3 separate regions of the Mus musculus genome follow, and all the other regions are linked to region 3. Evidence: chromatin loops called from intact Hi-C (ENCODE). Cell type or tissue: left cerebral cortex. All regions are shown on one strand.

Region 1 (8,000 bases), 870 kb before region 3:
ACACTTTAGTGATAAGATCTGTCATGAGGAAGACTATAGATGTTAGATTAAATACACTCCCCTCTGGTGCTGCAAACCATGGGAACACATCATGGCTGCCAATCAGATAGTGTGTCAAATAAGGACACACTGTTAAGAACACTCTGATAAGAACAACAGGAATCAACCTGATGAACAAGTTTAGATTGCCTTGGTCATTAGTCTTTTTCTATTTGGATCTGTCATTGTACTAGATATGGGGAGGAATCTATCCTTGTAGACTGGACACAAAGTAAAATGCATGCTTTTGATGTAGAAGATATCACTGTAAATGGGAGTTGTACCTGTTTCTTTTCAAGTTGGCCTGCTTCTCTTATGGTACAGAAGACCAAGTTAATGGAACACTGCATCTCCATATTCTTGGCAGGACTTCTGAAACCTGCTCTTGGACCCATCTTCCACCTTGCCACTGTAGAACCATTTCACGACACAATATTGCTGTTTCAGGAACTTGTTCGACTCCAACCATCAGAGGTCATTGATTCTAAACTGTTTCATGTTTTTGGGTTTTGAGGCCACCCATGGTCTGCCCATAGTGTACCATTTTCTGGAAGGCTACCCAGCAATGGACCAGTAGTTAGGGGGCATTTGATTGACACTTCCTTTCCGACACCATCCTCAGCTATCTGGGATTACTGAGAGCTGTGATACTTGAAAATCAATTAAAAAATACTTCTAGATTTATCTCCTAGTTGCTTCTGTTCTATAATCCAAATAAGTCAATTTGGCTACTGAGTGTGCCCTTCCCTAGAGAGTTCCTTTCATGGGGGATGTGATTAAAAACAATATGTTGGCATTATATACACCTATTTTAAAAACTTGTTCTATTCTGTCCATTACTAATTAAGAAGCTTTTTTATCTCCCCAACAACCATTTCAGGCTGGCTTTGACGGACAAATCCTTTGGTGGTACCTTTGCCAAAACAGGGATTAGAGATTCAAAATGTATTTTGGTTCATTAATCTGGATTAATTTGCCCAAGTGATATGATTCTAGATAAAAATAAATAAATAAAAAACTATGACCACAGAATTGAGTGCCTTGCACACTGGTCCTCCAACAGTAGCCTAAATTGTCTCTGTATATTTGTTCCATATACATACATCTTTCTAGATAGAAGGCACGTGTAGGGGTAATTAGAAAGAAAGTGAAGGGAACAGCTATTAAGATGAAACTCCTGCGCTGTTGGGATGGCTCAGTGGGCTAAAAGCACTTGCTTTCAAGCTTGAGGACCTGAGTTCAATTCCTGGAACCCACATGATGGGAGAAGGAACCCAACTTTTTCAAGATGTCTTCTGGCTTGCCACAGCATAGGTGTGGAAGACAAGGGATAACTTGCAAGAGTTGGCTGCACTGTGACGGTTAAGCACACAAGTATATAGTATTTTTAGAAAAAGATAGGACTCCCTAGTTTTGTGGCTGAAGAGGGAAGGCAACCACTTCAGGACTTGGCAAAGGAGCTCAGACTTTGTAAGATACAGGAACAGGAGAACAGAACTTGTAGTCTACCTTTTGGATCTGGATTCTAACAAAATGAAGACGGCTTGCATATGAATCACAGAGACGTGGAGGCTAGGATGACCCACTGGAGAGTTTGCCATTTCCACCTGTGTACAAAGAAACATTTCTATTCATGTTTGTAGTTCCTGTTCTTCTATATGATTGATGTCAACGACAATATCCAAACATGAATCCATTTACACGCACAGAAGTACAGGGACAGGCACGATTTATTTTAATCTAATGAACATATCTATCCACATGCTCCCCAAGAGCATATGAACATGAGAAGCCTTAGAGCATGTAACATGTGACAGCCTTAGAGCATGTCACATGTGACAACCGACGCTGCAGCTGCCTGTGGGGCTGACTTGTGCCTTCTATGTCTGTACGTAGGCCAGGGCAGATTCCTTCATTGGTTTTGGGAGCCGTGACAACAAAGTTCAACATTAAGTTCCCCTGTGTAGGCTATGACCAATGATAAACTGGTCTTGGATATTATATTCTAGATGTTTGAAGTATGACCTGCTGTCTCCTGTGGTACTTATTCATAATTGACTTAGTCTAGGATGCTGTCAGATATAGCAGCGCTGACCACTCTTTACTTAAGCAACTTTCCAGGGTCGTGTTTGGAAAAAACCAGCTAGTGGGATGAGATTATGCCTTCATACTGGTTAAAATAAAATGGAGAACTCCCAAAGCTCAGTGCTGTTTAGCTGTGATAGGAGCTCAGTGTGCACAGCACCCACCTGGTTCTCCAGCTCTCCTGGGTTCCTTAGGAGCAAAGGAAACCGTTGCAAACATGTAGAAGCTCAGGCTTTCTACTGCGTTCTGAGAAATAAACTCCTTTGTCTATGCTCTAGAGTCTAATGTTTATTTTAAGCATCCATGCAATATTAACAGACCAACTTCTTAGCTTGCCTATGGGCAAAGTCAAATCTGAGACCCACCTACAATTCAGTATTATTATAGTAGAGTACAGGGTAAGAAGTTAATGTTATGACTAAAAAGATTCTAAAATGACACGATAAGGAACAGAAAACCCACTTACTGAGTATCTACAGTATTCAATTATTATTTTTAAATGAAAGCACATAAACTGGAGCTTTGAACCATTACATCCTACTTGAAATAAAAACATACTTTCTGTGTATACATAAATGGTTCTGTGTAATGAAAGCCAATATGTTTTTAACCTAGAACAGGAGATTATTACCCACATAAAAAACAGAGACTATAAATGCTTCTGTCTTGGGACTATCTCCCTGTCTTATATGATTTAAGTGTCTGCTTACATTTTGTTTTGTTTTGTTTTGGTTTTTTTTTTAGTCTTTAGAGTGAATTTTTATAGGACAGGAAAGCAAATAGTTATCAAAATCAAATTACTGAGAGATAAGAATTTACTGAGCTCTAGAAACAAAATCGAATCTGCATTATTTTTCCCAGTGGCAGACAGTCTCTCCTCCCTTAAACTTCTGATGGTCAACTTCAAATACTGTGCTTTATGACAAAGCGTTTTAATTGCCTGTGATGGTAAGTGTATCAGTAGCCTGCCATCCTGAGCACATCTTTGGAAACATTTTAAAAAGTTACTTGACAATTCCAAGCAAAGGCTAAGGAGGATGTTTCAAAGGCAGACTCTGAGCTTTATTTGCTATTTTCCAAGTTTAAGATGCTCATCCATCTGGCAGAGCAGCCAGACTATACATCAGCCAAGAACATCTCTCCGGATTGAAGCAGATTCTGGCTCTCAAAGAGGATTTGACTGAAGGAAAAGCAACATCTTTAGCTGCTCCATGGCTGAACTCTGCTAATATTTCTCCCCAATGCCTCCTCCAAGCCTTGGCTCCATCTACTAACTTGGTTTCCATAGGAATAGACAGAGCTATCAAGTGCCACATAGTCAAACAGCATAAGAAAAAAAATGTTACTGGAAAAAAATATGCTCTTCTTCTCTATGAAAGTAAACTATGGGAAGACTCTTTATTCCAAGACTTCTTCCCCAACACCAGGCTTTTCCGGTGTCTTTCTGGACTATGATAGCTTATTTTATTTAGATTATTAAGTCTCCTCAGCAGATAGGAATTTATCTATAGGAAACTAACAAAAATAAAAAAAAATGCAAAAGTGCTAAAAAAAGACCAGTGCAAAAGATGTGATGATTATTTTCATGAGGGCAATTCTATTCTGCTTGTGCTTGTTGCTCATTCATTTAGGATGATTCTTTCAAATGGCACGGCCTTTTAAAATTAGTTTTATAGTTAGATTATCATGACATTTTATAGTTATGTTGTTATACTTTGTTCCCATTCCTTCCCCTCCTCTGGTCCCTAGCTTCCCTCCCATGCCATCTCCAGCTAGATTCCTTTCTTCTCCCATGCAGCCTCAGCTTGCTGTCTTATTACATGTATTCTGTCACCCTCTGCATTTCCCACCGCCCTTGAGATCTCTTCTCCTTTCACAATCCCCTTTCTAGTTTCATACCATACATTCTCTCTCTCTCTCTCTCTCTCTCTCTCTCTCTCTCTCTCTCTCTCTCTCTGAAAACTAAGTATCTGTCTTTCTGAGTTTGACCTGTTCTGATTAATTTAATGATCTTAAGTTACATCCATTTTCCTATAAGGGCCAAGATTTCAGTTTTCTTTATAGTTGCATCTAGTTCCATGTGTGTATGGACCATATTACCTTTATCCATTCGTCTGTTGAAGGACATCTAGGCTGATTCCACTTTCTGGCTATTGTGAATAACCAGCAACAGATATGAATATACAACTATCTCTGGAGGAAGTTAACTAGAGTCATTTGGATACATCCCCAAGTATAGCTGGGCCATATGGTATTTCTATTTTCAGTTTTAAAAAAAGAGTTATTTTATTATTTATTTATGAGTATGTGTATGTATGTATGCCACATGTGTGTATGTGCCTGTGAAGTCGGGTCTAAGAGGGCACTGGATCCCCTCAAGTTACAGCTAACAGGCAGTTGTGGGGTCTGAGGACTAACTGTGGTCCTCTAGAAAAGCACCAAGCATCCTTTAATTGCTGAACAATCTCTATAGCCCCTGCTTTGAGGTTTTTGAGAGATTGCTATACAGATTTTTATAATGGATTCATTTCCACCAATAAATAAAGGCTACTTTTTTCCTCATATTTCTACTAGCATTTTATTATTGCTGGCTTGTTTTGCTTTTTGATGATAGTCATCCTGATTGAGGTGAGATGAAATTCAAAGCAGTTTTAATTTGCATTTCTCTAATGGATAAAGATGCTGAACAGTTTTAAAGGATTTATTGGCCACTTGTATAGATATATATTTAAAGATTTCATTTTTAAATAAGCATATACATGTGTGTCTTGTGTGTGGATGTGTGTATGCGAGTACAATTCACAGAGGCCAGAAGAAGGTGTTGGATTCCTGCAGCTACAGGCAGTTGAAAGCTGTCAGCGGTAGACACTGGGAACCAAACTCTGGTCTTCTATGAAAGCAGTTTGATCTCTTAACCACTGACCTCAACCCTCCATTTGTTTTTCTTTTGAGAGCTGTCAGTTGGGTTCATTGGTCCACTGGACGACTACTACTACTACTACTGATTGGATGACTGTTTTTTTTTTTTAAATGTTGGCTTCAGAACATCAACAAGATATGTATATCAGACCTCTTGTTATGTGCTTAATATATGGAACAGTAATTCCTACACTGTCCTTCATATAGGCATAGGATTTGGCCACATGCACATGTTATTCACTACCATAATATAATGGTCTGTGTCCCCTGACAGGGATAAGGGAAACAATAGCAATAGCTCTTAGGAGGGGCTCCTGTGAGCTGCATCTTAAAGGATATTCATTAAGCTACTTTCAATAATGAGAAGAGTGGATTTGTAAGGACTGTGAGTGGAGACTAGGCAGAGTTAGAATGAAAACTTAAAATCATTAATGTGGACACTCATTTAATTTCCCTCAGAAATTAGGGAATTCTAGTTCCCCTAAAGGTTGAATATTGGTATGTTAGGATGAATTCTAATTACACCAGGAAGAAAGATACAGAATTAAAAAAACTATGACCCTGGGGTTAGGGAAAATAAAGATTGCATTATTATTAAGAAAGAGAAACAAAAATTTAAGCATTTTGGTTGTTTGTATGTATGTATGTAGTATGTATGTATGTATGTATGTATGTATGCATGCATGTATCTTGCAAGCATATGAGTGTGTGGGTACATGAGACCTGCAGGGGCAATTGCAGGTCAGGACATTAAGTTTCTTCCAAAATTGCTCTCTGCCTTCAAACAGGGTCTCTCACTTAACTTCCCCTCCTCCACCCCACAAACACTGGGGTTACAGGCACACCTCTGTGCCAGTTTGTTTTCTTTTCTAACATGGGTTTTGGGAATTCAAACTTGGGTCCTCATGCTTTCACAGCCAGTACTCCTACCCAATGAGCAAGCTCCCCAAGCCACCACACACACTAAGTCTTAAAGAAGCTGGGAAGCATGGCCCTTGAGTCCTCTTAGAATCAATCACATTGCCACAGAAAGTAAGCTGGGTGTGCTTTCTATCCTAACAAACCTCATTTGTCATGCGGGAGGAGAATGCTAGGACATCAGCGGCATGCCTCTGAGTGTGAAATGATCTGGCTGAGACCCACTCTCAAGTCAATACTTCTTGAGAAGCCTGAAAGAAAAACTCTATAAACTTGCTACCCAGCACTCCACATCATCAACTCCTGCTTGCCTTTTCTGTCTTCAGCTTCCTGTGTCCCTTGTCTATCAACAATTCTGCCATGAGGGAAGAAGGAAGGCTAATTTCAGTCTTTACTTCTCCCTCAGCTCCTCCAAATCCAGTCTCCCAGTCTCATCCCCTGCTCTGCAGCAAACCCCCTGCTACAGCCCCCTTCTCGCTCTGTCTGAATCTCCAGTGGATCACACAGATCTTCCCTCCAAACGTCCCTTCCCCATTACTACTTTATCCCAGTCCCCAACTCCAGCAGGCATTCCATGAGAATCTGCAGGCTACTCCTCTCATGGATGCAGGTTGCCTAACTTGATCTCTACTGCTTCCTCCTCTCACTCCATCTCTGCAGCAGACTGCCTGCTGTAGCTTCCTCTCTGCCCTCATGTCCAGTGGGTCACACAGATCTTCTTCTCTAATCTTCCTCCTCACTCACTCATCCTAGACACAGCTCCTAACTCCAGCAGGCTTTCTCTTGGAACCTGCCAGCCAAGCCTGACAGAGAAGACAGTAAGCCAGCTAAGTAGATGAGCAACCTTCAGATCTCTATTCTCTCTCCTCTCCATATTTAATCCCTCAGTCTCATTCCCAACCCTGTAGAAAACTACCTGTTATGGCTCCTCCTCATACTCTGCCCCCATTCCTAGGAGACTAAACAGATTCTGGTGGAACAGCTTGCTTTCCTCCTTCCTGCGGATCCTCTCAACACCACCACCCTTATTCTTAAGTGTCAGCATCCAATACCTAGGAACATCCAATAGCTGCACCTATCTCAATCCCAGAAGAGTTCTCTACCAGGCGACACACAGCCGCCATACTCACCCAAGAACCAGAGAAGAATACAGAAACCAAGGAACAAAACCCACACAACAAACACAAGACCAAAAAGCAGCACCTAGAAATTACAATCTTCCCAAACCCAGATCCCTAATGCCAGAATAAAAACACAATCAGTAACAGCAAGGACACTATGTCTCTACTAAAGCCTAGCAGCCCTACCACAGTAGGCTCTGAATGGTCCAACACTGCTGAAGTATAAGAAAAGACCTTAAATTAGCCTTCAAGGATATGATTCAATGTCCTAAAAGAGGAAAGTGTATAAGTCCCTTAAACAAATCTGTAAAAATAAAAGCAGTGAAAGGAAATTAATAAAGCATTTCAAGACTTGAAAGTGCAAACAGAATCAATAAAGAAAAGACAAACTGAAGGAAACGTAGAAGTAAAAAATTTAGGAACTTGAATAGGAATCACAGAAGCAAGCTTCACTAACAGAATACGAGAAATGGAAGAGAGAATCTAAGGCATGGAAGACACAAAAGAAGAAATAGATAGCCCAGTCAAAGAAAATGTTGAATCTAAGGGAAAAAAAAACCTGGCACAAAACATCCAGGAAATCTGGACACTATGAAAAATCTAAATCTAAGAATAATAGAAATAGAGGAAGGAGAGGAAACCCAGGTCAAAGGCCCAGGAAATGTTTTCAAAAAATCATAAAGGAAATTTTTCCTAACTTAGGGAAATGCATATAGAGGTACAAGAAGCTTTAGAATATAAAATAGGTTGGATTACAAAAGAAAGTCCCATATACATATAATAATCAAAACACAAAACATACAGAAGGAAATCAAGAATAGTAAAAGCTTCACGGGAAAGAGGTCAAGTAACATACAAAGCCAGATCTATTAGAATTCCACCTGACTTCTCAATGAAGACTATAAAAGCCAGAAGGGC
Region 2 (8,000 bases), 880 kb before region 3:
TCTATGTGACAGGCACGGATCGCTGGGAGATTAGGATTCCTTAATCTGCATGTGATAGAAGTTAGCAGTGTGTGGCTGCACTGAGATTTTATGTGACGCCAGAGGCTGACCTCCTGACCACGGGTCTTGGTCATCAAGTGCTGCACATAACAGGGCGAGGAATGGTGACTTACAAATAATCACCAGCAAGGTAACCAACGCTCCTGATGTTATATGCCTCTGAGGAGCACTAAGATTTGAATTAGAATCTTAGAATTTGACAGAAAGATTTAAATTTTGATGTTAACCAGAAGGGAAATATGCTACAGGCAACACATAGACCTAGAATCCTTTAGCATATCAAATTTAAATTTAAGAATAAGTTTACATACTAATAGCTAAATCTAGCTACTGATGGATACTTTTAAAACTAAACCTGCATTTTATCTGAAGTAAAAGTTTGAAGGGGTAATTCTGAACGCAGTAAAGTTGCTGCCACTTTTGCCACTGCCATGAACATGCCTCTTACAGAGAGATCACCACGGACAAAACTAGGAGATGCTTAGATACACATTAGACACTCACTGTCATTCAGCACCCAGTCTAAAATTGGACAATTTACTGACAGGAACCAAGCTCATCTGTCCTAAATTTGAAAGACTAACATTGTGGTATTCATTCAAAGTGCACCTACAGGTATTTATTATATTATGAAGTCATTATTAATGCATTATTTTCTAAAAGATTCATTTTATTTTTGTTTACTTTGTGTGCTTGGTGAACTTCAGGAGGGCAGAGGAGAGTGCTGGGTCTCCTGGAGCTTGAGTGACCGCTGCTGTCAGCGGCCTTGTGTGAGTGCCTGGAACAGAAGCTGGCCTTCTGCATAACTGCTGAGCCATCTCTTTAGCCCTAACCCATTGCTATTCTTATTAATGACCGAAGATAACAGAAAAAAAATCGCTACTTAATAGCAATCATTAATTGATCATAACCACCTTCTTAATAAACATAGACAGAGTCTTAACTTCCTCCCTTTCACTAGGTTATGGTTAGTCAGGGTCTATTTACTCACATATAATATGAGCTTAGCTGTTTGTACATATATATATATGTATATTTTAAAGATTTATTTATTATTATATCTAAGTACACTGTAGTTGTCTTCAGATGCACCAGAAGAGGGCGTCAGATCTCATTACAGATGGTTGGGAGCCACCATGTGGTTGCTGGGATTTGAACTCAGGACCTTCAGAAGAGCAGTCAGTGCTCTTAACCACTGAGCCATCTCTCCAGCTCCTTGTACTTATATTTTTTACATCTTTTTTATTTTTCTACTTATTTTTGCTGTGGTACAATATGCATAAAGTAAAACTGATCATTTAGAGAAACACCAGCACTCAGATGCTCTGAATAGGAAAATATTAATGCATGGTTGCAAAGCAAAAGTTGATTTTCTGACTGCAAACTAAAGAAAATTTGAAAAATACAAGAACCGTCTGAAGTAAAACCAAACCAACTAACCAACCAACCATACAAAACAGAGAAGGGTTGGAGAGGTGGCTCAGCAGTGAGGAGTGCCTGCTCCCATTGCAGAAGAGCAGGCCAGTTCCCGGCACCCACATCAGGTGGGTCACAATGACCTGTAATCCATTTCTAGAGCATCTGACACTCTCTGGCCTCCACATGTACCTGCATTCACATGGTGCACAGAAACTCATGTAGGTACTATGTGTGTGTGAGGATGCACTAGTGCATACACAAACACAGCACATGCATGCACACACACACACACACACACACACACACACACACACACACACACATTTAGGAAATCTTTGAAAAACCATAAGCAGTAAATATAATTATCATATGGATTTTAACTTCATGGGATTATTGGTACTAACAAGACTATGGTTCATCTACAGTGGAAAGAAAAGGATTACTGCTTGATTCCAACAAGTGACCACATTTTTCTTTCTATAAAGAAAGATCAACAAAACTATGAGCTGTGCAAGCAATCTGTTAAAATTTAAGAGCAAGGAAAGTTAAAAAAAATTCTAGCAAGAATTGAGAGGGCAGATGTCAGAACTGAAGTGCAATTAATAGTTGTTCCATGGCTAACATTTATGGAGTGTGTCCTGTTTGAGATACTGTGTTAGGGATCTTGCATTACCTCATTTTACCTTCAGTTATCCTTTTCATGTATTCCAAAATTATGACATAAATGAATTGAGTAATTCCCCCAAGAACACATACTGAGTAAGCAGTGGCTTTTGGATTGGAATCCAAGGAGACTACTGCTGACAGCCCAACCATTAAAGTCATTGCCTGCTTAGTGCACTGTGCAGGCGATGGCACTGTGAGTCCGGGTGATGCTTAGTGCGTTGCATGGACAGCCAGCCACTGTGAAGTCAGGTGCCCACACACTTAGTATACTGCACAGGCAGATAGTCATCATGAGTCCAGGTGCCCACAGGGACTGTTGAGTCTCTCACCAACGACAAATGTTGACTTCTACAGTTAAGCAGGACAGGGTTTGGATTATTGTTTTGCCACTTGGATCTCGGGCAAGCTTTAATCCTCTTGCTGGTCAGATTCCCCACCAACCAAAGGAGATGATACTACCGATCACAGGATTGCTAGCAGGGTAATGGCAGACTTTTAGAAAATACTCTCTGGGACGTCGGGATATGTGGAATTGCCCTCCCACAGGGATGGTGACAATGCCTGCGGCTTGACAAAACAAAGTGTCCCTTTCTTTTTTCATCTGTCTTTGACCCTTACTGCCCATCACCTTGTTTTTGTCCTGTGTATCCACCTCCCCAGGGGCCATAAACTTCAGCAGAAGAGCTAGACACTTGGGGCTCCTGTGCCGAGTGCTCAGGTGCAAAGGTGTCATCTCTTCTAGATCCTTCTGCATCCAGTTTGCTCTTCGAGTAAGTAAGAGTTTCATAAAGCGATAATTTCCCTAGGTGAAAAAAGGAAAAAGAGAGGATGAGAAGAATTTACTACCCTGTGGCCACTGAGTAAATACATTTTATATGTTTTCAGGATTTAAACTACTTTCATAGAGTATACCATGCAGAAAAGTTAATAAAAGGAAAAATGAACATACCTATACTAAGACAGTGATTGCTTTTTGTTTTCCTGTTTCTTTTGATCACTTATGAACACACATATAACTTACACAGTGGCTGGCCAATATTTATTGGGTTAAGTAACATGTTTTTTATATCCAGACTATTATTGCTAGGTGTTTAAAATGTTAGTCTATTATTACTGGATATGCAGACACAAAAACTTTCAATCACAAATATTTATCATAGAAAATGCTTCAATATACGTCATTTTGTACTCAGCTTTTCTCTTTTATCATAAAAACCAAATAACCAGCAGGCACATTTGAGGGTTAGGTTTGTACATTTTATGGCTTGTGTGTATTTTTTTTTTAAGTTACTGTCCTCTACCATCAATATGTAGGGTATTTATTTATTGGTTGTCAAAACAGGGTACATTCAAATACTGTAACATACACTATGTGATTCTTCTCACTGCTGTTTCCCTACAGACTGTATGTTTCAGGAAGCACAGCCATGTTTCATTGGCTACTGTACCCAGTATAATTTCTAATACAGACTACGTGCTTAGTAAATGCAAATAGATTATATGATAGACTGAGCATGAAGAAATGAAAGAGCTCCTGCATTTTTGTTTGCACTTAAATATTCTGATTCACAGTTGTCATGTGAGGTCAGATCAGTGAAGAGTCTTAATTCTCAGATAACTGGCATTTGGCTCTTCTTGCTTTTAAAAGTTTCATTGATTTTAGCTATTTTAACAGCACACAAGCCTTGTCTGGCTTCAGTTTTACTGTAAGCTCTGAGAAGAAAGACACGAAAGTTTCCTCAAGAGGGCGCCCTGCTCTAAGCTTCCTTGAGAGAGCACCAGGTTATAAATTTCCTCAAGAGGGCTCCCTGCTCTAAATTTCCTGACATCTTTCCTTACACAGAAAAAAAAAGTGCTGTTAGGAAAAAAAAATCTGTATGACACTTCATACCAAAATAAAAAAATAAGGTTTGACCTTTCTGAGCATAGCATTTCAAATATTACAGAATTATTCATTATGACCTTTTAGAGATATTCAATCAGACAGTCATTTTGGTTGTGGAATCAGAAAACAGAAAGGAGAAGGAAAGTCACACAGTTGACAGTGGTGACCAATGGGCACAGACAATGCGCCTGGCACATCCATGCTTCCTGTTATTCTTGGGTCTCAAGCTTCCCTACCAATGCGGTATGAACCAGTAATAGCTGCTCCTCCGTTCACTCAGCAAACATTGGCTAAGCCATGTTATGAAGCAGGCAATTAGAACAAAGCTTTTGACATACATTTCATCTTTGTGCTACACTAAAGTATGGTGGAAAATATCTACAGACTAAAGTACCCTTCTGCATCTCACGTGTAAAACAGAGGCAACAACAATGCCTAGAATACTTACACATGTAAAATGAGGCAGATAATATTTGAAAAATAATTGAAGAACACACCGAGTGGATGCCTAGCAAATGTTTCCTAGGATTATGAACAGTTTCCTGGATATTGGGTTTCTCATCAGACCTGGATCTCACCAAGACCAGCTTGGCCAGCAAGACAGTGTAGATGGTAGGTGGATGGAAGAAGAGCTGGTGATGAAGGGTGGCAGGTAGAAAGGCTTGACCGTCATCATCTATAGTACAGCCAGTGGTTAGGAAGAGATCCGAGAATATAGATAGTTAGAATGATAGAGATAATGGCTTCTCTGATTTTCTTACACTGAAGACCATGTCTATGCTCTGCCCACAGTTTATAACACAAGGCTAACAGGAATTTGACTGGTACTCTGAGGAGGAGTCAGCCATATGAACAGATGAACTTCTTCAGGACTGAAAGACAGAGACCTATGAGGTATTATGTATGACAGCTGGGGCCAGACACAAAATAATTCACTTGGCCAACATCAACCTCCTGGGTCTCATGAGCAAGCATTTGGGAAATACTGATTATGTTGCAGGATATTTGATAACACTGTGACCCTCCAAGATTGTGTTGTTTATTGTTAAAACATGTTTCTTGTTGTGGTGTGGCTCACCCTTAGCACACATTTAATCTTAAACGATGAAGGTAAAGTTAGCTTGTAGAAGGAAGCACCCATGTTTGAAAGTGATGTCTAACTGACTGGCAGAAAAAAGTGATGAATCAGAAAAATCTGACAGAATAGGATCTGCCCAACTCTCACAAGAAGAGAGAGGAAAGGGAAGCTACTTAAGGGAGAGGCAGACAGCACAGGAGGAAGAGAGTACAGTGCAGGATACAGTAGAGTTTGTGGAGAGCAGTGCAGTAGAGCTGAGAGGGCAAGTAGAGCAGCACAGAGAGGGAGAAGGAGGTGTTTTACCGGGACAGTTATAGAGAGACAGGTTGCAGAAAGAGAGAACAAGCTAGACACAGGTGAAGATAGAAGGAGCCAACTTGCCAGAGTTAGTTTGAGGTCAATGAAGTCAGATGCTGAGAGAGAAGCCAGATCGAATCAGTCAGCTTGGAGAGGAGTTTGAGCCAGAGCAAGGGAGTTGAACCAGCCAGCCAGAGCTCAGAAAGAGCTTATTCAGCTCTAAGTCTCAGAGGCTGGAAACATTCTATGCCCAGGTTAGATTGTACGGAGGCTGGAAGCTTCCAGGACTAGGCCTAGGTTAGCAGATTGAGGCAGTAAGCTTCAGAGATGACAATCACAACAGATGAATAAAAGTTACTTTCATACAATTATATGCTGACTCAATCTTTACAAAGAAGCAGAAGGGACAGAATTTTCAGAACTGGCATGCAGACAGACATGGTGCTTGAAAAGTAGAGAATTCTCCATCTGAATCAACAGGCAGCAGAAAGAGAGTGACAGTGGGTCTGGCTTGAGCATCTGAAACTCCAAATCCCTCCCCCAGTGACACACTTCCTCCAACAAGGCCAGGCCTCTAACAAGTTCACACCTCCTAATTACACCACTCCCTATGGGTCTATGGGGCCATTTTCACTCAAACCACCACACTCTGGTTCATTATCTCTTCACCAGAGAAGCCTTCTGTTATCAGGATGTGTATTTATTCCCTCTAGAGAAATAGTACATTTCTCACTTTTCACAATCGGTGCTATAATGAATTGTTTTGTACATACTTTCTGGTAATTGTACAAGAATTTCTGGGCTCTTTCAAAAGCAGTTTCAATTTGCATTCCCAACAGAAACATGAAAATTCTTGTTTCTCTACAATTTTGTCCCACTTGGTTTTGTCAATGTGTTGACTTTGGCCAATCTAATTGGTATGCAGTGCTATTTTTATCATAAATTTAATCTGCACTTCCCTAGCTGAGATGGACTATTTTGTTGGCTATTTGTTTCTTCTTTTGTTGATAGCCTTTCGAGTTCTTTGCTAATTTGGAAACGTGGCTATTTGTACTTCATCCTGGAATATTTGTACAGACTATGGATACTCATCTTTTTGCTTTCCTTGGGATCTTTCGCTACGAATGAGCTAATATTCACAATGATATTATCTTCCCTTGCACTTTTTTATTTATCCCCTCTTATTGATTCAGTTTGTTCTTTGACAATTTCACATACATATTTAATACATTCTGTTTACTCTCTATCATCTCTCCTCTTATCTCTCTGTCAATCCTCACTCCTTCCCACTGGTCTCCTTCCCATATTCATGCCATTTTGTTTTGTGACATAATGATTTTAACCACTGGATCATCTGTGTAACCACTGGTTTGGAAATATCATGGTACCAAACCGAAGGCTAAATATTAATGTGTGTACCTACAGGCAAACAATACTCTCAACCTTAACCACAGAAGGTTTTCTTTGCAGTGAACTGTGATAAATGCAGAGACTCATGAAAGTTAAAGATGTTTAAAATAAATGATGTTTGAGTACTTAGCCCTAAATAGGACATTTATAGAACCTATCTAAGGCCCAGTGACTATTGAAGAAGGGACAGCAGGAAAAATATAAGAGCCAGAAGACAGGAAGAAGGGCTGGGAAACACTATCTTCATGCATGACATAGTTATTGTAAACAATCTCATAGTAGCTGTGGTAGGCTGCAGGAGGCCTGCCAATAGTCATGAATCAGGGAAGGCCTCCTGGCCCTGGTCCTCCCTACTGAACTATTGGCAATTAATGTATTGAGGAATCGTTCTCCCTTTCAGTTGTGAACCAAATGGTATTAACTTTTCTTCAACATTCAGTTTCTTCATATATTTTGGTATTTTTTTATAAGTAGATTGCTGCTATTACTATGGAGACAGAGTCTTTGCTGTTTAATCCTGGTTGGCTTGAAACTCACTATATAGAACAGGTTGGTCTTGCATGTGTGGTTATCCTGTTGTCTCAGCTTCCCAAGTGCTGGGATTCCATGTAATCCATGTACAGTTCCTAGGTTTCAAGTTGATTTTAAGGAAAGCCTCTTTGTTACAGTTTTATTTTTCCCTCCATATACCCTTCGGTTTGTTTCCACATAGCTCTTTGTGAAGTCTAAGAACCCACCTGACAGCATTCTCTTGAAGCCTTGTCTCCTATGACATTAGGGATACCACAGTGACAGTCACTCAGCTAATGGCAGCTTTCTGGCCCTGAGGTTGTCCTTGTTTTTTTGTCAGTTCTCCAAGCAGCATTCTCTAGAGCTGTAGAGCAATCTGAGGATACCCGGAACCTCTAACTGTATCTCTTTGCTTCAACAAAAATACAAAAGCTTTTTAATCACTCAGTGGGAAAAGAGTCTTTTCTTGAGCAAGATGTGGCTAGAATCACATTCTTTATGACTTCCGTCTGGTTGCAGTAAGTGTTTTTATCACGAACTTCTCACAGCACTGGGGATCTTCACTCATGTGTCCATCCATGAGGCCACCATAGCCCCTTTATCAGGCTACTGAGGACTTAGGCCATTTTCCTTCTTCTCAGCTGAAGCAAGGCAGCTTTAATACGTTGGACTTTG
Region 3 (8,000 bases):
AAACCCTGAGTGCTGCTTTCAAGAAGTAATGATTTCGGTCATGATTATTTTTTATTATTATAGTGCACATCTCTTCCCGCCCATGCATATAAATCTACCTCATTCACTTTGCAAGCTGAGTAGTGGTCCATTAGGATGCTGTATACCATCTCTGTGTAAACCTGCTCTTACTGGACTGCTGAGTTGTTTCCAAATCCTTCCAAAGCCTCGAGACGCACATCTGTGAATATTCTAGCAGTTTTTACTCTAGTGAAAACTCCCTGCATATGTCTCCATGCACACGTGTGAGTGCTGCAGAGGATAAGTAACGTAAGGAGAACTTCTAGGCCAAAGGAAACAAATGGGTTTTAAATTTTACATTCAAAGTGTCCTCCAAAGACCTACCAATGAGAATAGACAAATTCTCATGTGTGTGTGTGTGTGTGTGTGTGTGTGTGTGTGTTGTCTATGTGTGTATGTGTGAATGTGGGAGTATGAGTATGTATGTGTGTGAGCATGTTGTTTGTGAGAGTGTGTGTGTGAGCATGTTGTCTGTGAGAGTGTGTGTGTGAGAGAGAGAATGTGTTGTCTGTGTGTGAGTGTGTGTGAGTATGTGAGTGTGTATGTATGAGTGTGTGTGTGAATATGTTGTCTGTGTAAGTATGTAAATGTGAGTGTGTGAGTGCATATGTGAGTGTGTATGGACAGTTTCTTTGTGAGTATAAGTGTGTGAGTGTGAATGTGAGTGTGTGAGTGTGTGAATGTGTGAGTATGTGTGAGTATGTGAGTGTGTGTGAATTGTTGTCTGTGTGAGTGTGTGAGTATGTGAGTGTGTGTGAGAATGTGTGTAAATGTGAGTGTGTGTGAGAGTGTGCTGTCTGTGTGAGTGTGAGTGTGTGTGAGAAAAACACAGCTGTGTGTATCTTTACATCCACAACCATTGTTTCCTTTTAACTCTTGAATGTTCATTTGTCAATTTTATTTTTCTTCCCCTCTTTTTTCTTACAGAGACAGGATGGCTTCACACGCTTGATCCTCCTGCTTCACTGTCCCAAATGCTGAGTTCTTGGGTAACAGGTGTGACAGATACATCGGGAAGAAATGGAGGATTCCAGCTGTGTTCCCTTGTCACCCGTGAGGCTGAGTCTCTGTCGGCCATGCTTATTTCTCTCCTGGGGACTTGCCTGCTCGTGGCCTATGATGGGCTGTATGTTGAGTTATTTGCCCTTTTTCTATGGATCAGAGGAGTTCTTTAAATAAATTACCTGCTCAATGTGCTGCAAAAACTGCCCACCTCGTGTGTTATCTCTAAATGTGCTGTCTCTGCTCGTCTTGTAATGACTTGCTCAGATTTTCTTATTAACGTCCAAAGACTTTCTATCTGAAGGAGCTCTATCTTGGCCACAAGTATTCTATTTGTTTTCCATTTCATTTGGGGCTTGGTTGATTCAGAAGCAATTTGTGCTCATGTAGACACATAAGCCTTTGCATGTCATAAATCTCTAGGCAGCCGCTCCCTCCTGAGACGGGGCCTTCACTAATATCGTCCTCGGGTTTTCCTAGGACTTTGTAGTCCATCTGGAATTTATTTCGTGGTATGCCATAGGAATCTCGCTCCTTTTATTCCAAAATAGTTGGTCAAATTTCCCAATCTCTTACATCAAATTAGTCATCCTTTCCTCTGGAGAGTGTAACCCCAACCTGCCCAGACAGTTAGTTTTTATTTGGACTTAAAAGATGTAGAAAAGATTGAGATCAGCCATCTTGACTCAGTCTTCAGAGGGGATAGAGTACTGTTTGCTTTGGATGGGAAGGGAGTGTGGCGCAGGGTAACATGGGGGAGGCAGTGATGTGGTCATGGAATTTGTTGTGAAAAAGGAAAGTTTGAGGAAGGCAAGAGAAAAACCTACTGAGTCATAGAAGGAAGGTGTTATCAACAAAACAGTTTCAGAATGGCCTCGAGGCAGGAATCATGGGAAAGCCTTAAAATAGCCGATGATAGAACAGAATCAGACTCCTCGCTGAAAGGAAAAAGCCCACAGGCATCCACCCCCAGCTTGCCTTCTGGCTGTCACAGAGCCTCACAGAGTTCATGTCAGGATCGGTTAGGCAATTAGAAAATAGAAAAGGCCATAATTGTTGCTATAATAAATTCCCTTAGAGGTGGGGCAATGGCTCCGTGGATAAAAATGCTTGCCCCACAATAATAAGAACCTGCCTTTGTCCCCAGAAGCCTTGAAAATAGATGTGTGTGGTGGCAAGCACCTGTAATATCAGTGTGGGGAGGCAGAAACAGGAGGAACCCCAATCCCACACCACCACCGCTGTCACTGCCACTGCCACCACTGCCACCCCAGGGCTTGCTGGCCACTAAGTCTAACTGAATAGGTAGCCACAGGTCCCATGGCAGGCACTGTCTCAAAAAAAATAAAGGTAGACACTTTTGAGGAATGACACTTGAGATTGACCTCTGGCCTGTACACACACACACACACACACACACACACACACACCACAACACAAAAATAAATGTTTTTTTTTAAATAATGCTTTCCCACATTATTAATAATTCATAGAAATCCATTTAATAGCTAAATTCTATCATGTGGTCAGGTCATCGTTCAACCATTTTAGTATTTCCATAGACTGTGTACATGTGTGTCTGTGTCTGTGTCTGTGTGTATACAAGAATTCAATACTGAAGGTCTTCCTTAATCACGCTCCATTTTGGTTTTTGTGACAGTCTCTGCAGCTCGCTGATTTGGCTCCCCTGGCTAACTGGCTCTTCCTGCCTCTGCCTTACCAGCACTGGGATCACAAGCATACGCTGCCGCGCCCACCCAGCTTTTTTACATGGATTCTGGGAAATTGAATTCAGATTCTCATACTTACACAACAAGCACGTTACTGACTGAGCCGTCTCTGGCCTCGTTAACGATTTTTTATAGAATGGACACTGCTATCAGGAATCTCTTCAGTCTTGTGTCCAGCTTGGCACTCCAAATAAACAAGAAATTAGCAATCGGCTTTGTCCTGGCTCTTTCTTTCCCACTATCAAATTCCCTTCCACAATGCTTCTGATCTTTTACATTCACAACCTAAGATAAGAAGTTCGTTACGGTTCAATGTGCACAAGCCAGGCGTGGTTGTGCACATCTGTAATGCTGCACTCAAGAGGACAAAGCAAAATGATTGTGAGTTCAAGACCAGCTATGGCTACATAATGAGACCCTGTCTCAGGTAGGATAGATAGATAGATAGATAGATAGATAGATAGATAGATAGATAGAAAGATAGATAGAAAGATAGATAGAAAGATAGAAAGAAAGAATTGGTTGACTCTAATTGTAAATTCTACTGTACACTCTTTGCAGTACTTAAGCCTCAGTCCTCTCTAAAATGCATTATTGAGGACTTATTTGATACACCCTTGCCTTTAGATAGCTACTATCCAAGTCCCCACTTTATAGATGAAGATGGAGTCTCCAATAGGTTAAAACCTTGTGCAAGGACACACAAACAGTAAATGACTAAAGCAAGTTTCAAAACTGTGCAGTCCAATGCCACACCCCACCCCCTTTGCAGAAGGACAAGAACACCAGCTATTGTGCTTACAGAAAAGCAGAAAGAAACCATGAGAGAGCAAACGCACGGCCGATGAGAACAGACACAAAGCGGATTAGAAATGCTAGGAACCCTGTGAGTCGGAAAGGTAGCCATGAGATCCTAAACTGTACTTTTTCTTTTCTCCATGAGTGAGAATGACATTTGACAAAAGCCAGCAGATCACATGTTTTACAGTTAAGCCTACAACAACCCAGCTATGGACACGAGAATGGTCTGCCACAGAGGGAAGAAAGCAGGAGCCCCAGCTTCCTAAATCTGAAGAAATGAGAAGAAAAAGCCTGAAGCTACTGTTCAAAACACATAAGGTGGGTAGAACAGGGAAACACTTCTCCAGGGTTTCTGGCTAAGGATCTTCCAACGCCATGAAATGGGTGCGGTCTGCCCACAGACCACAGGACCTGGATTTTGTAGAAGACAGGTTGGCTTTTTTGCTATGTGCCACAGCGCCACCTATCAGAAGTAGTGTGAAATTGCATCATAACCACCAGGGCAGTTCTGGAGTCCTTCTGGACAGAAGACCACACCAGGCCCACACCTACCAAATGCTGACATCGCTGTGGTAAAGAAACCAGTGTCTGCCCTTGGGAAGTTCACAGTCCATCAGAAGACTGTGGAAGGCTGTACAACAGAGATCTGTGAAAGGGGGGGGGGGGGGAGGGAGGGAGTTGAAGTTGCCCTTCCCAGAGGGTTCCACAGGGGGAGCTACTCCACCCATCTCTTAAAGATGGGTAAAGATCCTAGGCCAGACTGGCTGACAGTGGCAGAGGATGAATATATGTCTCAGAGATCGGGAGGTAGGGAAAATTCTAGTACATTAAGGGGGTGGAATGCTGGACTCTGAGTCTTGCTTAGCTTTGTGTTTAAGGAGGGGACTTGTGAAGATTCAAATCCCAAATTGGGAGTGTCCACACTAGAGTCCATGTCTCCCGATTCTCAGTGAACCAGGGAAGCGCAAGGCCAGCCCACTCCCGAGGCTGTGCCCTCAGAAGACCTAATGTCAGTCCAGACCATCTCCACACGTTTCTAGAAGACCCTTGCGAAGCACCTGACCTTTCTGCATGTCAGATTATCTATCTATAAACAGGAGTAATAATAATGATAAATGCTCAGCCCAACGCCGAGTCGATACTTAATACCCAATAATCAGATTTTAAAGATGATACTTTTTAAATATTGACATTTTAATATTATAATATTATTGGCATGTGTCTCAAACTACCGTTACAGTAGCCCCATTGTCTGAAGAATTTTGGTTTTTTTTTTGTTGTTGTTGTTGTTTTTCTTTCTCAGTTACCTGTACAGAGGTCACATGGAAAATTCAAGAAATGACTCATACACTTTCAGTTGTGTGGCTTTCTGAGGAGGAGAATGAAATCTCATGCCAGTGCACTTGTCCCATTGGAGGTGGGGATGGTTGCTGTGTGCTGGGCGCCCATACTGTGTATGCTACTGTGAAAGGCTTCCTGGTGAGCCGCCTCCTCCTACCTTGCATTGGGCAGGAAGTCATCTAGTCCTCTGCACCGCCCTGTGCTTTAGGCTTCTAATTGGGCTCTGCTTTTGAGGGAAACACAATTTGCTAGGTCATCTGGGACGACAGCTGTCTGTGTTTATAAATCCCAAGGTCATGATCAGCACTCAAAGAAGTCAGGATCCAAATCACACAGCCTTGTTTTTCAGCGTAATTCATTAGATTTTACCTGGAAACTTGAGAGAGCAGCTGGGATGCTCGCACCAGCCTGAACGCAGGGGATGGGGCCAGAGGAACCAAAGGCAGTGCTATGCCGGCTTCGTTTTCATTCCTAGAAGATCCAAAGTGCTACCACAGACCTCCCAGAACTACAGGGCACACCAGTCCCTAACAAAGCACATCAAAGGATCACTAGGGCCAGGGAGATGATTCAGCCAATGAAGACACCCAGCACAAGACTGCTGACCTGAGTCTGTCCACACAGCACACAGAAAGGAGCAGAGAAGGACTGCACAAGGTTGTCCGTTTCATCTGACTTCCATATGTGCATCATGTCGCGTGCATACACACCTGCACGCGTACACAGCACACAGACATATACATGTACTCATAATAGATAAAGTTTAAAGAAAAAACATCACTTTGAAAGGCACGGGTGGGACCTGCTTGTAGGAAGCACTCAAACTAGAGGGACAACCCCAAAGGTGACCCCATGAAGCCAGCAGGGGGAGAACACAGTAGGATCATTTAAGAACCATAGACAAAACCCTGTAATCCAAGGCTGAAACGATCTCACATCACAGCACCGGTGCGTGGAGTCATGTGGCCCAAGAGAACTGCAGGAAGAAGGGATGTTCCAACAGGGCTTTGTGAAAAACATAAAATCCAGGCCCAAAACAGAGGGCAGAAGCACTCAGGAGAAATAGCTAAGTATGAAGTCTACCTCCATTATCAGATTATGTTAAGCGTCTAGGAGGAGGACTGCTCTCAACCTGATTGATTGAGTTTTATTTGGTTTGGACTTTTGGCTTTAGGGTGTTTGTTTTATTTTGAGACAAGGTCTCACTGTAGAACCTAAGCTGTCCTGAGACTCTTTTTGTTTGAGTTTCATTCTTTCTTTCTGCTTATGTTTTTTGGTGTACTTTTAAGCCAGAGCCTCATGTAGCCCGGGATAGCCCTCTAACCTTGAGGGGGGCATCCTCTACTTTCCAAGTGCTGGGCTTACAGATGTGGGCCACCACGCCCGGAAGGAATGGAGGGATGGAGGAATGGATGAATGGGTGCAGGAAAGGGAAGTTAAATGTAGCCACCTCCATTTCTACATGTATCTCCACTCCCACGCTTCAGCCCAGACTTACTGTCAGAGTCTCCTGCTTTAGTTATTTGGGCGCCTCTTTAAAATAATCCCCCAAATTGATTTCATGGATCCCTAGTAGACTGTAAGCTAGAGTTTGAAAAATGTCAACATAGTATGATTCTTACTACCCCCTTCCTGAGAAGAAAAGAAATGTAGAGATCTGAAAATGTGGACTGTGTTGGGGTAGAGGGGGCCTCATTGTGGCCAGACAAGCAGTGCATGGGAGTGGATAGAAGAGCAGAGTAAGTTAGGAGGGGTCTGCGGCTTTGCCTAAACATGAATGAAGCCCTGGGTTCAGTCCCCAGCACCACATGAACTGGATGTAATGGCTCACACCTGTGACCCCAGCACCCAGCAAGGGGTGGTAACAGGAGGGTCAGGAGTGAGAGATCATTCTCTAGTATGCATTTGAGGCCAGCCTCGGACAGAGGAGATCCTGTCTCAAAAGTGGGGAACACCCACAGATACCTATAACAGCTTTGTTCAGACAGCCTGGAATCAGTAAGAACCCACTGTCCATCAGTGGACGCATGGAGCAGTCTGTGAGGTGCACTACTGTCATAAGCTGGGGGGGGGGGTAAAACACCAACCAACACATGCTACAACATGAACCTTAGAAACACGCTCAGTAAAAAGTAGATGCGAACACCACAAGAACCTACCTATGAAAGACCCAAAATCTATCTACCTAGAAATAGTTGGTAGCCCGAGGCTGGGGGTGAGGCAGGAAGAACTTGGACTTGGTGGCCAGAGTACAGACTCTCTCAGAGTGTGTTTATGGCTGGCACACCCGATGAAAGACAGAAAACCATTGTGTTGTCCAATTTAAACCATGTCTTAGTGATTCATGGTATGTGAACTACATCTCAATAAAGCCATAGCAATAAAAAGAACAGTGGCTCTCTGAGAAGAGCAGGGACAACACAGAGACCGGCTCATCTGACTGTCCTTGTGGCCCAGAAGGAGGCATTCAAGGCCAGGCGTGGGGTAGATTTATGAGAGCGGTGGCTGCCTGTGCATATGCCAGTCCTGGGCAGGGCAGCATTATTCCAGGAAGGCTCTGGCACAGGAAGGTGGCCCCTGACGGCCATGTCAGTGGCGCCAGGGTGGAGGTTCTCACCCAAGCACTGGAATCAGAGTGCACCAGCTTCTGGCCAAGCCGTCCACGTGCCTGGGATGCTATGCGGACCCCAGGTAGCCAGCAAGCTCACAATCAGCAGGTGGTGGTGGCAGGCAAAAAGTCCAGCCTCTTGGCAGGCAGCCCCCGCATAATGGATACTCATGCTCACATGAAGCTTCTGGAATCTCTGCGGACAATCCCGAGGTCTGTGGGAAATAAATCATGTCTGGACTGTGAAGGTAATCCCAGCTAGTCCCAGTGCCAGGACACGATCCTGCCTGACTTTCACTCGGGGACAAGCACTGCCTGGAAGTTCCTCACTGCCCAGCACCCTCCCTTGTCCACAGACCTCTCCATGGACGAGTGTGAGGGACCCCACTGTTAGTCTTTAGAGATGGGTTGGGGTGGGGTGTCCTTACAGGTTCCCGCACTGGAGGTTGGCTTGTGCT

What was found. Peaks named below come from ENCODE experiments on the same cell type or tissue, not always from the same donor. Only the 100,000 strongest peaks of a DNase experiment are listed, where the experiment ranks them.
Region 1: a loop joins it to region 3, with 2.2 times the contacts of the local background. A loop is called at or near these places in 3 of 42 quality-filtered maps.
Region 2: it touches region 3 in a loop (2.6-fold over the local background); 3 of 42 quality-filtered maps call a loop at or near these places.

What each region holds. Positions count from the first base shown.
Region 1 is chr4:48,366,492-48,374,491 of GRCm38, reverse strand. The region is part of intron 3 of Invs (inversin); the gene reads right to left. Among named protein-coding and RNA genes, the nearest start is that of Invs, 91 kb to the right of the region's middle. In left cerebral cortex, no CTCF peak of the experiment used is centred here; a DNase peak (open chromatin) is centred at 3,252.
Region 2 is chr4:48,377,052-48,385,051 of GRCm38, reverse strand. It overlaps Invs (inversin), which reads right to left. Exons shown (of 17, transcript NM_010569.4): 4 at 2,774-2,947. Among named protein-coding and RNA genes, the nearest start is that of Tex10, 92 kb to the left of the region's middle. In left cerebral cortex, a CTCF peak has its summit at 3,905 (motif pointing right); a DNase peak (open chromatin) is centred at 3,895.
Region 3 is chr4:47,498,916-47,506,915 of GRCm38, reverse strand. No RefSeq gene overlaps it. Among named protein-coding and RNA genes, the nearest start is that of Gm42283, 8.1 kb to the right of the region's middle. In left cerebral cortex, a CTCF peak has its summit at 4,061; DNase peaks (open chromatin) are centred at 1,938 and 4,026; H3K4me3 peaks cover 399 bases; H3K27ac peaks cover 241 bases.